Linked DNA regions of Homo sapiens: region 1 is linked to region 2. A link is a contact called in ENCODE Hi-C or POLR2A ChIA-PET data. All regions are on one chromosome and are shown on one strand. Each heading gives the region's core, a stretch centred on a gene start or an enhancer-like site at or near the end of the contact. The rest is flanking DNA. Distances are from core to core; before and after follow the strand shown. Region 1 overlaps ZC3HAV1 (zinc finger CCCH-type containing, antiviral 1). Region 2 overlaps LINC-PINT (long intergenic non-protein coding RNA, p53 induced transcript).

What was found. Hi-C counts contacts between places; a loop is a spot of excess contacts on that map. ChIA-PET counts read pairs that join two places held with the same protein, here RNA polymerase II (POLR2A). Pooled maps may share reads with other maps.
Region 1: a pooled map shows a loop between it and region 2 (5-fold over the local background). The contact joins two enhancer-like sites. A Hi-C loop is called at or near these places in 1 of 50 pooled maps. POLR2A ChIA-PET finds 5 or more read pairs at or near these places in 2 of 52 experiments (activated B cell and activated naive CD4-positive, alpha-beta T cell).

Annotation. Positions count from the first base shown.
Region 1 is chr7:139,100,408-139,106,812 of GRCh38, forward strand. All of the region lies in intron 1 of ZC3HAV1 (zinc finger CCCH-type containing, antiviral 1), which reads right to left. Among named protein-coding and RNA genes, the nearest start is that of ZC3HAV1, 6.1 kb to the right of the region's middle. RefSeq lists an enhancer at 1,368-1,939. Within about 2 kb of position 4,749, at least 6 of the 41 ENCODE cell types and tissues checked have a DNase peak (open chromatin) inside an H3K27ac peak, as active enhancers do.
Region 2 is chr7:130,955,198-130,961,750 of GRCh38, forward strand. The region is part of intron 5 of LINC-PINT (long intergenic non-protein coding RNA, p53 induced transcript); the gene reads right to left. Among named protein-coding and RNA genes, the nearest start is that of LINC00513, 45 kb to the left of the region's middle. RefSeq lists a silencer at 2,071-2,120 and enhancers at 2,922-2,981, 4,800-5,999, 5,326-5,415, 5,969-6,058. Within about 2 kb of position 4,839, at least 16 of the 41 ENCODE cell types and tissues checked have a DNase peak (open chromatin) inside an H3K27ac peak, as active enhancers do.

The DNA of each region.
Region 1 (6,405 bases), core at 3,499-5,998, 8.1 Mb after region 2:
GCACCTCTAGTCCCAGCTACTCAGGAGGCTGAGGCAGAATGGCGTGAACCCAGGAGGCGGAGACTGCACTGAACCGAGATTGCACCACTGCACTCCAGCCTGGGCGACAGACCGAGGCTCTGTCTCAAAAAAAAACAAAAACAAAAACAAAAACAAACAAAAAAAACCACAGTGATACAATTTCACATTCCTTGTATTGGCACAAATTTTTAAAAGCTGACGATACCACTTGGCCACTATGTGAGGCAAGGGAAGGCTCTTATTCTTCTGGTGGGAGTATAACTTGGCAAACACACTTCGGAAAACAATTTGGCATTATCACATAAAACTTTAAGAATCAAAATTCCACTCTCCCTCTCTTTCCACGGTCTCCCTCTCCCTCTCTTTCCACGGTCTCCCTCTCCCTCTCTTTCCACGGTCTCCCTCTCCCTCTCTTTCCACGGTCTCCCTCTCCCTCTCTTTCCACCGTCTCCCTCTGATGCGGAGCCGAGGCTGGACTGTACTGCTGCCATCTCGGCTCACTGCAACCTCCCTGCCTGATTCTCCTGCCTCAGCCTGCCGAGTGCCTGCGATTGCAGGCGCGTGCCGCCACGCCTGACTGGTTTTCGTATTTTTTTGGTGGAGACGGGGTTTCGCTGTGTTGGCCGGGCTGGTCTCCAGCTCCTAACCGCGAGTGATCCGCCAGCCTCGGCCTCCCGAGGTGCCGGGATGGCAGACGGGGTCTTGCTCACTCAGTGCTCAATCTTGCCCAGGCTGGAGTGCAGTGGTGTGATCTCGGCTAGCTACAACCTCCACCTCCCAGCCGCCTGCCTTGGCCTCCCAAAGTGCCGAGATCGCAGCCTCTGCCCTGCCGCCACCCCGTCTGGGAAGTGAGGAGCGTCTCTGCCTGGCCGCCCATCGTCTGGGATGTGAGCAGCCCCTCTGCTCGGCTGCCCAGTCTGGGAAGTGAGGAGCGCCTCTTCCCGGCCGCCATCCCGTCTAGGAAGTGAGGAGCGTCTCTGCCAGGCCGCCCATCGTCTGAGATGCGGGGAGCGCCTCTGCCCTGCCGCCCCGTCTGGGATGTGAGGAGCGCCTCAGCCCGGCCACCACCCCGTCTGGGAGGTGTACCCAACAGCTCATTGAGAACGGGCCATGATGACGATGGCGGTTTTGTGGAATAGAAAAGGGGGAAAGGTGGGGAAATGATAGAGAAATCGGATTGTTACTGTGTCTGTGTAGAAAGTAGACATGGGAGACTTCATTTTGTTCTGTACTAAGAAAAATTCTTCTGCCTTGGGATGCTGTTGATCTATGACCTTACCCCCAACCCTGTGCTCTCTGAAACATGTGCTGTGTCCACTCAGGGTTAAATGGATTAAGGGCGGTGCAAGATGTGCTTTGTTAAACAGATGCTTGAAGGCAGCAGACTCGTTAAGAGTCATCACCACTCCCTAATCTCAAGTACCCAGGGACACAAACACTGCGGAAGGCCGCAGGGTCCTCTGCCTAGGAAAACCAGAGACATTTGTTCACTTGTTTATCTGCTGACCTTCCCTCCACTATTGTCCTATGACCCTGCTAAATCCCCCTCTGTGAGAAACACCCAAGAATGATCAATAAAAAAAAAAAAAAATCAAAATTCCACTACTAGATCTCTAGGGAAACTCATGTACATGTACACAAAGAAGCATATACCAAAATGTTCAAAGCATAATGGTTTAATAGCAAATACTTAAAACAATATCAATTTTACTTTGTTTTTTCAGAGGCAGGGTCTCATTCTATTGCCCAGGCTGGAGGGCAGTGGCGCAACTGCACCTGACCGCAGCCTTGTCCTCCCAGGCTCAAGTGATCCTCCCGCCTCAGCCTCCTGAGTAACTGGGACCACAGGTGTGTGCCACTGTGTCCAACTAATTTTATTTTTTAATGTTTTTGTAGGAGCTATGTTGCCCGGGCTGGTCTCGAACCCCTGACTTCAAGAGATTCTCCCACCTCGGCCTCTTGAAGTACTGGGATTACAGATATTAGCTACTGAGGCCAGTCTCAATTTTAATAATAAGAAGATCAATATATAAATTGTGTACATTCATGCAAAAGAAAACAATGAAGACATTTCAGGGAATCAGAGTAGACCTTCTCTAAAATTGGTGGGGCCCAGAGCAAGGTTATAAATGGAGGCTTGGATACAAATGTCTAAATATTTAACAGTAATAAATCATGCTGAGCTGGGCTTAGTGGCTCATGCCTGTAATCCCAGCAGTTTGGGAGGCTGAGGCAAGAGGAATGCTTGAGCCCAGGCACTCGAGACCAGCCTGGGCAAAATAGTGAGACACTGTCTCTATACACACACACACACACACACACACACACACACACACACACACAAATTAGCCAGGTATGGTGGCACTAGCCTGGTCCCAGCTACTGGGAGGCTGACATGGGAGGATCGTTTGAATCCAGGAGGTGGAGGCTGCAGTGAGCCATATTTGCACCACCACACTCCAGAGTGGTGACAGAACAAGATCCTGTCTCAAAAAAAAAAAAAGTATATATATATGTATATGTATATGTATATGTATATGTATATGTGTGTGTGTGTTTATATATGATATATATAAAATAAAAACTTTAATACAAAAACTTTAAAATTTGTTGTAAAAAAATTTTTTTGGAGACAGAGCCACACTCTGTTGCCCAGGCTGGTGTGCACTGGCATGAACATAGCTCACTGTAACCTCAAAATTCCTGGGATCAAACAATCCTTCTGCCTCAGCCTCCAGCACTGCTAGGACTATGGGCATGCACCACCACGCCCAGCTAATATTTTTTATATAATTATTTTTATTTTTTATTTATTTTACTTGTTTTTTATTTTTTTATTTTTTTATTTTTTTTTTATTTTTTGATGGGGTCTCACTATGTTGTCCAGGCTAGTCTTGAACTCCTGTCCTCAATCCTCTCATCTTGGCCTCCCAAAGCACTGGGAGTACACCCATGAGCCACTGCACCCAGCCCAGGAAAAAAATTTTTTTTGAATTCAAATAATGACTATTTCAAAGCCTTCCGACTGGCATAAGCCAAAAAAGTCTGATAACACCAAGCATTAATTGGCCAGAAAATGAGGAAACTGGGACACTCAGACATATAAGTATAAATTGGCACAGCCACCTTTATACTAATTCGTCAGAATCTGGAAAAGTTGAAGCTATGTAACAATTCAAACCAACAATTCCACTTCCTAATGATCTACCCTGGAAAAGCTCTAACCATGAGCACCAGGAAACACTTGCACGTAAATTCTTGGCAGCACGATTTGGTATAACAAAAACCTGGAAATATACTATATATCCATTACTGGGGGGAATAGGTAACTGAACTGTGGTATAAATCCTATGATGAAATACTTTTCAACTGTTAAAATGAATAAACTAGGTCCTTGTGTAGCAATATGAATAGATCTCCAAAACACAGCATTGAATAAAAATTCTAAAACACATAAAATACTACATTTTGTATATGGATGCAAACATATACAAGAGGAAATTATAAAATCATGGAAGGACAAGATACACACCAAAATCATGATTGAAGCTGCTTCTTAGGAAAGGGAAATGAGACTGGGGATGAGAAAAAAATAACCTTAGGTCTGTTATGATTGTTTAGTATATTTTAAAAGAGGAGCAAAACTGAAAAATGTGAACACTTATTTATCCCAGGAGGTGAGTTATAACTTTTATGGGTTCAGAATAAATATTCTCTGATGCTTGCGTTTTTCAGTATTCTATTCAACTTGCGAAACAGTCAACTAGTCCTCTTCCCATCTACCCACCCCCACCCAAAATGTGAATTAACCGAAAAGGAAAGACATACAAACAGGAAAGAACCCAGAGGAAACACCCACATCGGCAAAAACCGCAAAGCAAGGTAAAGACCCTTAGGCAGCCTGCTTGAAACAGTTAACAGAAATCATGCAGGCAAAATAAATTTTTGAATTAATAACTTCATATAGTTACTGGACAATGTAAGTAGCTAGTTAAGAAGTCAAGGCCGGGCGCGGTGGCTCACGCCTGTAATCCCAGCACTTTGGGAGGCTGAGGTGGGCGGATTGCCTGAGCTCAGGAGTTGGAGACCAGACTGGGCAACATAGTGAAATCCCGTCTCTACTAAAATACAAAAATGAAAAAAAATTAGCCAGGCGTGGTGGCAGGCGCCTGTAGTCCCAGCTACGCGGGAGGCTGAGGCAGGAGAATCGCTTGAACCGGGGAGGCGGAGGTTGCAGCGAGCTGAGATCACGCCACTGCACTCCAGCCTGGCAACAGAGCGAGACTCTGTCACAAAAAAAAAAAAAAAAAAAAAAAAAGTCAAACAAGGCCGGGAGCGGTGGCTCATGCCTGTAATCCTGCACTTTGGGAGGCTGGGAAGATTGCTTAAGCCTAGGAGTTTGAGAGCAGCCCAGGCAAAATGGCAAAATCCCATCTCTACTAAAAAATACAAAAATTAGCTGGGTGTGGTGGCACATGCTTGTAATCCCAGCTACTCGGGAGGCTGAGGCAGGACAATCGCTTGAACCGGGGAGGCGGAGGTTGCAGCGAGCTGAGATCACGCCACTGCACTCCAGCCTGGGTGACAGAGTGAGACTCTGTCTCAAAAAAAAAAAAAAAAAAAAAGAAAAGAAAAGTTAGCCGGACATGGTGGCGCCCACCTGTAGTCCCAGCTACTCAGGAGGCTGAGGGAGGAGGATCATCTGAGCCTAGGAATTCGAAGTGGCAGTGAGCTATGACCGTGCCACTGCACTTCAGTCTGGGTGACAAAGCAAGATCTCATTTCTAAAGAAAAAAAAAAGGAAGTCATGCAGATCTAGGTTCAAATACCAATCCTGCCAGCTTCTAGTTATGTTACTTTCAGTAGATTTCTGAAAGGCTCCATGCCCGAGTTTCCTACAATAAGGATGGGACTTAAAATACTACCTTAGGAGCTATCCTAAAGACTAACCTGGATATCATCTCCAAAGTGCTTATCATAGTGGTTGGCACATAGTTATTTGTTCGATAAATAGTGATTATTTTTGCATCAGAAGTGGGATTAGAACTCCATGTGTGGGCATATATTTCAGCAAAGCAAATAGAAATATCCAAACCGATTCACCAAAACAATTATCCAACATTGAAGCAAGCCCTGTTGTCAACTAAAATGTATCACTAAAAACATTGCAAAAGAAAAGACAGGAACTACAGAATAGACAGGATAAATCCTATCTATAAATAATAGTACCACAGACAAAATTTTATACACCCAGCACAATGCAAATCGTCCCCCTGTAAACAGAGACCAGTTTAGTGAACTGAATAGTAATGTCAAGATGGGTATCAATTAGTTAACAGACCCCATTAACTGGTAATCTACAAAGAAAGTTCTTAAACTCACAAGTGGCAAGTTTTGGAAGACAAGGTTTTATTACTCGCTAAGAGGAGAATATTTTTAAAACATAAGTAGGGAGGAAAAAAACATGTTTTCTAGGACCCGAGGACAAAAAAAAAATTCTCCCAGAGGTCCTTATTACAACACTTTATACATTAATAGATTAAAAGTTTGTAATTCCCAAATTCAAAAGTGATATAAAATGAAATTAAAAATATGGCTCTGCCAATAAATGTTAGGAAATAAGATTTTATCACTCTACTAAAAAAAATAAACTTTATTGACTTCTCTGGAGGGTCCATCCAAATTTAGATAGACCAAATAATCCCTATATTATATATATTCTTATAAAAGTGGAGGTTAACAACCCAATTAACGAGTTTAAAACAGTTTTGCTGTTTCAAACCAGGGAAAAATATACCATAATAAACTTCATAAAACTAAAATTTCTAAGCATATTGCCTACAACAAATTGAAACAAAGTATTTAAATGTTAGATATGTAACATATGAAAACAATTATAGGCCAGGTGAGGCAGTGGCTCAGGCCTGTAATCCCAGCACTTTGGGAGGCCTAGGCCGGCAGATCGCTTGAGCTCAGGAGTTCGAGACCGGCCTGGCCAACATCGCGAAACCCCATCTCTACTAAAAATACAAAAAATTAGCCAAGCATGGTGGCACACACCTATAATCCCAGCTACTTGGGAGTCTGAGGCAGTAGAATTGCTTGAACCTGGGAGGCAGAGTTTGCAGTGAGCTGAGATCGGGTCACTGCACTCCAGCCTTGGGTGACCCTATCTCAAAAAATTTTAAAAAAATCTTTTTTTAAAAGGATTATGTCTATGTATCCTTTTCCCTGAAAATAAAAGTTGGATTTATAAGACAATCAGGGAAATTTGAATACCAACTGGACAATAGATGATATTAAAATTGTAATTTTTTTTACAAAAATGTGATCATTGTACTGTATTATGTTAATAAAACATAGTTCTTATGTTTTAGAGATACT
Region 2 (6,553 bases), core at 3,589-6,088:
ATGGTAGGATTTCCTTAATTGTCTTGACATCCCCATGTCCTCCTGAAGAATGCAATTTGATTCGCACACTTAGATCCCATCAAATGGTGCCTGTATCTGGATTACTTCAGTTCACAACTAGCCATGGCTCTCTCTTCTCTGGGGGACCATCCATACAAGGTATTTCCTCCAGAGGAAAAGAAAGAATTTGCTGGTTCTCCTCTCATTCAACAGTAATAGCCAACCAATAGGCCAGGTCCCAGAACCAGTGTGGGAGTGTTCTACATTCTTGCAGTCACAGAATGTTTTTTTTAGGCCCACCATTTTTCAGCAGACATCTGACAATCCACACTCAGAAACATTCTTCATCTCTAGGAAGTTATGCGAAATAGGTGGGAGAAACAAGGTGTGGAAAGGGGGTGTTTGGCATAGGCTGATGATAGATGTTCTGGTCAATACCAGGAATAAAATCCCAAGTGTGTTCTGCTTGCCTGGGAGCTCACACCCTCAGAGCTAAGTAGATTTCACTACTCTCCATCTCTGCTTCCAAGGGCATGGCCTCAGAGGACTTGCTCTTTGATCTAGAACTGTACAGGAGGCTCTAAGCTGGTAAACAACTTACAGGGGTACAGAGGTCAGATAGGAGAAGGCCCTTATGACCCTTACTATCTTCAACTGTCTCTAAGCAGCTACATTAAAAATAGCTAACATCCATCACTATTACTTTGCAAATTTTAGAGATAGATTTTAGCCTCCTAGTATTGTGCTAGAAATGAGGCTAGGCCTGAGAAGAACCTAAAGCTTCCATCATGTTGCAGTAATTGGCCCTAACTGTGGAATACCTCTGAGAAAGATCTCCAGGGATTTTTCACAAAGAAACTGCTTTCTAAGTAAAAGGAGGGAAGCATGAGATGGAAACATCAATTCAGGCTTTCTTCTGACACAAACGGACACCACTTGTGTCACAAAAGTTAAAGAACTAGTCAACATCTTACTTTTCCCATCTTCACAGTGTCTGCTGACACTTTCAGGACCGACCTGACGAACATGACAAAGGGATAATTAACAAGGGTTTGGAGATTTTTTCCACAAAGGAGATGGGAAAAGAGAATGTGAATTGCTTCTTATAAGGAAAAGAAGAGGGAGTATGAGGGTCTATAGCCCAAGAAATAAATAGTACAGAAGGGAAGAATAGGAAATTCTCTCAGAAGCTCTTATGCTAAAGGGCAGGGAAGAAATCAAGCAAGCGTATCCACATTTAATTTGTATTAAGATCAGGAACAAGTACCACTACTTAAAGATTTTTTTAAATGACTAAGTTGGATGTTTTACAAGATGCAACTTTCTTCTAGCAACAAAGCTAAAAGATCCTCTTATGGGGCTCTATGATTAATGGCTATGTCTTTACTGGCTGGAAAGTGTATCTTTGTATAATAGTGTCAGCCCACTGTTTCCTCCCAATCCAGTAATTGTGAGGGTTTGTTTTCCCAAGCCCCAGTACCCACTGCAGTCATCATGCTCCATCTAATCTTTTTCCTGGCTAAATGCCTGACTAAAGGTATTTCCAATTTACTTGTTCAGATATATTTCTGACAAATCAACAAATGAAAGTACTTCTCCTTTCATGATGGCGGTCAGGGCGCCTGGAAGACCCCACTACGGTTATAAAAGGGGTATGTAGACCCACAACAACAACAAGTTTCAGGGGCCTGAGAGATTTCACCAAATGTCAGGAAGCCAGAAGGATGTGGGGAGAGCACTGAGCGATGAAGCTGAGCAGAGGCAGCTTACAGCCCGGAGAGTTCTGAGCGGGTACTGCCAAGGCAGTGAAGAGTTGATTTTATTCAGATGGACCCCAAACAGGCTCCAGACTCAGGAAAAGTAAGAACTGTGACAGAAGTGACAAGAAAGGTAGAAAGGAGAAGAGTAATTGAAAAGTCTGGAAATAACAATTATTCTTTTCATGACTACTTCCTGTCTTTATAAAAAAAAACCTTATAGCTTCCCCACTTCAGAGCAAAAATAAGAAAAGGGAGATAATTTTCTAAAAAAAATTAAACAAACGTCTGGTGAAGACTAAATAGCTAGTGTGGTTAAGAGAACCCCACAGTCAAGCCCTCCTCATTCTGACATCTAGCAGTTCCCCAGCAAGAGGGCTCAGGGTGGCTCTGTGTACCCAGGCTGAAGCCTGCTAGAGGCAGATGCTGTCATGCAGAACTTCTAGGCAGCCGTAATGGCACTTCATTTTTAAAAAGAAAATCAAATATATATTTTAAAAGTCTGCAACATGAAAGAGAAAAACCAAGATAAACAACAATAACAAAAAAGAAACAGAATATTTAAGAAAAAGATTTTTTTCTAAAAAAACTAAAAAAAAACCCCCAATTTATTAGTATTCCTGGAAATATTTGAGAATTACATCAACATAACAACAACAACAACAACAAAAAAGAACTACAAGAAAAAGCTCTATGAAATTAAAAATGCAAGCCTCAAATAACAATAGGGAACACTATGTGTGCACATGCTTGAGTAACTTAACCTCACACTTGTACTTCTTTTTTCCTTTTTTTCTTTTCTTTTTTTTTTCCTGAGACACAGTCTCATTCTGTCGCCCAGGCTGGAGTGCAGTAGCGTGATCTCAGCTCACTGCAACCTCTGCCTCCCAGGTTCAAGCAATTTTCCTTTCTCAGTCTCCCAAGTAGCTGGGATTACAGGTGTGCACCACCACGTGCAGCTAACTTTTGTATTTTTAGTAGGAATGGGTTTTTGCCATGTTGGCCAGGCTGGTCTCAAACTCCTGACCTCAAGTGCTCCACCCACCTCAGACTCCCAAAGTGTTGGGATTACAGGCGTGAAACACCACACCCAGCCTTTGTATTTCTGATTTAATCTACCATATAGACAATACCTTACCTAGAATGTGTTATATTTTACAGTACTGTCAACAGTTTGTAATGGCATATGTGGACTATGTTCATGACAAAGGGACAGTGCCACCATGTCCACTGTTCAAGAAAACCTGAGTCTGTTTTTAACTCCTCTGCAAGTTTACAGTTTACTTCTCTCAATACCTGCTCATCTTTTCTACAGAAGGGGAGTAACCAAAAGTCACAGGTTTTTTTTGTTTTCGTTTTGTTTTTTTGAGACAGAGTATCACTCTGTCACCCAGGCTGGAGTGCAGTGGTACAATCTCGGCTCACTGAAACCTCTGTCTCCCAGGTTCATGCAATTCTCCTGCCTCAGCCTCCTGAGTAGCTGGGATTACAGGAGTGTGCCATCACACACGGCTGATTTTTATATTTTTAGTAGAGACAAGGTTTTACTATGTTGGCCAGGCTGGTCTTGAACTCCTGACTTCAGGTGATCCGCCCACCATGGCCTCCCAAAATGCTGGGATTACAGGCATGAGCCACTGTGCCTGGCCATGTTTTGTTTTGAGACAGAGTCTTGCTCTATCGCCTAGGCTGTAGTGCAATGGCACGATCTCAGCTCACTACAACCTCTGCCTCCCGGGTTCAGGTGATTCTCCCGCCTCAGCCTCCCGAGCAGCTGGGATTACAGGTACCTGCCACCATGCCCAGCTAATTTTTGTATTTTTAGTAGAAACGGGGTTTCACCATGTTGGCCAGGCTGGTCTTGAACTCCTGACCTCAGTGATCCACCTGCCTCGGCCTCCCAAAGTTCTCGGATTACAGGCATGAGCCACTGCACCTGGCCCGGTCATGTTTTTAGAGTGACATATGAAGACTCCTAGAAAATATTAATACAGAAGAACTAGCTTACTATGAAGATTTCAAAATACTAATACAAATTAATGAGGTACACGTGAAATCTTCCCTGGGGAACTTCATGAAGAAGATAAGCATCCCTCCTATCTGGGTAATTTGCATACCCTCCTTCCTTAAACGCTGAGGCACGGATTGGTTCATTGGTTCAAAACCCTATCCATTATTCTCATAGCTCTCTTTATATGACAAAAAAATTCTGTCATGTCCCATTTACTACTCTAAAATCAAATTTGTTGATAATATTAACTACTGTACATGCAGCTTTAAAACATGAATATCCTAAATGTACATAAAAGATAATCTAAAAGAAGCAATTTATAATAAAAAATACTTCACATTTCATTATATAAATAATTTTCAGGTACAATTAACTATGTAATCAAATAGATGCTTGTAACTTACTTATAAAGAAGAAGCTTGTATTTAAGAGAAGTCAGATTAGAAGCTTTCCATATTAAAAGTGCAGGAAAATGAAAGAAGTAGTATAGGTGGACCAGAGAATGAAAATGAATCTATTCTGTGTATATTAAAAGTATGCAAAAATTATTTTGCATTTTTATGAAAAAATAAAGTCTAGGTTCAGAAAATTATAAACTGATCTTTCCCTACACGAATGTCCAACAGGATAACTGAAAGTCATGTGTACTACAGGGCAATTCTTTATCTCTTTTCTACTGTGGGACATTAAGTTCTCTCGCTCTCACTCATGAAATATCCTTCATTAGGCTGGGCGAGGTGGCTCATGCCTGTAATCCCAGCACTTTGGGAGGCCGAGGCCGGCGGATCACCTGAGGTCAGGAGTTTGAGACCAGCCTGACCAACATGGGGAAGCCCCGTCTCTACCAAAAATACAAAAATTAGCTGGGTGTGGTGGCTTGGGCCTGTAATCCCAGCTACTCACGTGGCTGCAGCAGGAGAGTTGCTTGAACCCAGGATACGGAGGTTGCAGTCAGTTGAGATCACACCACTGCATTCCAGTCTGGGCAACAGAGTGAGACTCCATCTCAAAAAAAAACCAGAAAAATCCTTCATTGTACCACCAGAATACCCTCATAAATTTCCACTCTGTCACCTAGGGGGCGGTACTGCTTCCATGAGAACTCCTGACCAGATCATCTATGGGAGTTTCCTTTTAGTCTTCATCGTCCGTCGCACTGAGAATCAAATCCTGATGGACAAATCAGCAACATAGCTAGGAAGCACAGTAACTTAATATAAAAAAAGACTATGAAGAAATTAATTTAGTTTAGGCTTATGCCATTAACTGTAGCCATATTCAACATAATTTCCTCTTTTTGAGTTCAGGATGATTGGTTACTCCACATAGAACATGGAGTGGAAAGCTGTATCTTTGTGACTTTTATTTAGATAGCACAAAATGAGCCTGATTTTTAAAATGTGAACATTCAAACCTGGCTAACTAATGATAAAAAAGGGAGTTTTTCATAGAACTCTACAACTCTCATTTCCTCAAAACAAGAATTAATGCATTCTTTCACATGCGGTCATTACAGGAAGGGGGGGTAGCCATTTACTGTAAATGCCTTTCTGATGCAATTCTACTACCTCTTTCAAAGACAGAATTCATCCAAGAAGCCTTAGTCACTTCTTCAAGAAAAATGCCACCGCGCTGAATGTACACAGACTAAACCACATGCCTAAGGAAAAAAGATGAGCTGATTCCACCATTAGAACACAGTTCGGGAGAAAAGTGGCAGAGAGAGAGAGCTCATAGCTTGTCAGAGCAGATCAAGTAGTATGTCTGAAAATCCGCCCTTTAATGTAACAGTCACTGTTTCATAAATCAAATGCAAACATAGATTTCCCCTCTGCCTAACTTTTAAAGTATACTTCCTAAAAATATAAGACCCCACTTCTAAGCCAGTAGCAACTGTGGTGATTTAATTTTTAAAGTTTCATGCACGGAAAGAAAAATGGAATCTTATCTTTTAAAATTTGAAAATGAAACTATGTTTTGAAGAGGGTAGATTTCACAGGAAAAGGGTAAGACAGTGGATAATACGATAAAGCAGTTTGGATGGAAAAACTTCAGACAAATAGTTCTGAACTCTTCTCAAAGAGAGGATCAATTTTTCTAAAACCTCAAAACCACCCAAAGGGAAAAAAAGGAATAATTTCTCCAGTTTATCCTTACCCGGATGAGCATGAATTCTTCTAACAGCCAGATGCACACACTTGTTTTTATGGAGGAGTTACTGCTGAGCCAAAGCCCAGGAGTCACTCAAGACTGGAGGCTGCGTGCTGCTGGAGCCCGAAATCCCCTTGATGAATGAAACTGCACATCGTAATATACACATTCAGAGCGGGCTATTGGCTAAATGAAGGCAATGCGTGTGGAAGTCTGATTTGCCACCTTCAGGGCAGGCGTCTTATATCCTAATTCAGAAAGATGACAGGCTTTTTTTTTTTTACTCCCTAGACAGTCAAAACTAGAAAGGGTTCGTTTTTCTGTAGCCTTCTCCCCAACCCTACGGAAACCACAGAGAGAACAAACCACAGTGAGACTTGACTCCTTAACTAGGCAATGCCAATGAGAAAAGAATTATGTTGACACTGGCAATTTACAAATAAGTCTCACACCACTGCCAAAGCTTGTTCGTGTTACATGACTGCCCGAGAGTCATACATAGGTATGGGGATGGTTTGGCTCATTTTTTAAGCCAAGAATTCTAAGCCGTAATTTTGGGGCTCCCTGAGGGTAGCAAACTTTACCAAAGAGTGGTAAAAACTCTTAAAAATATATTAATCTTTGTGCTATACTA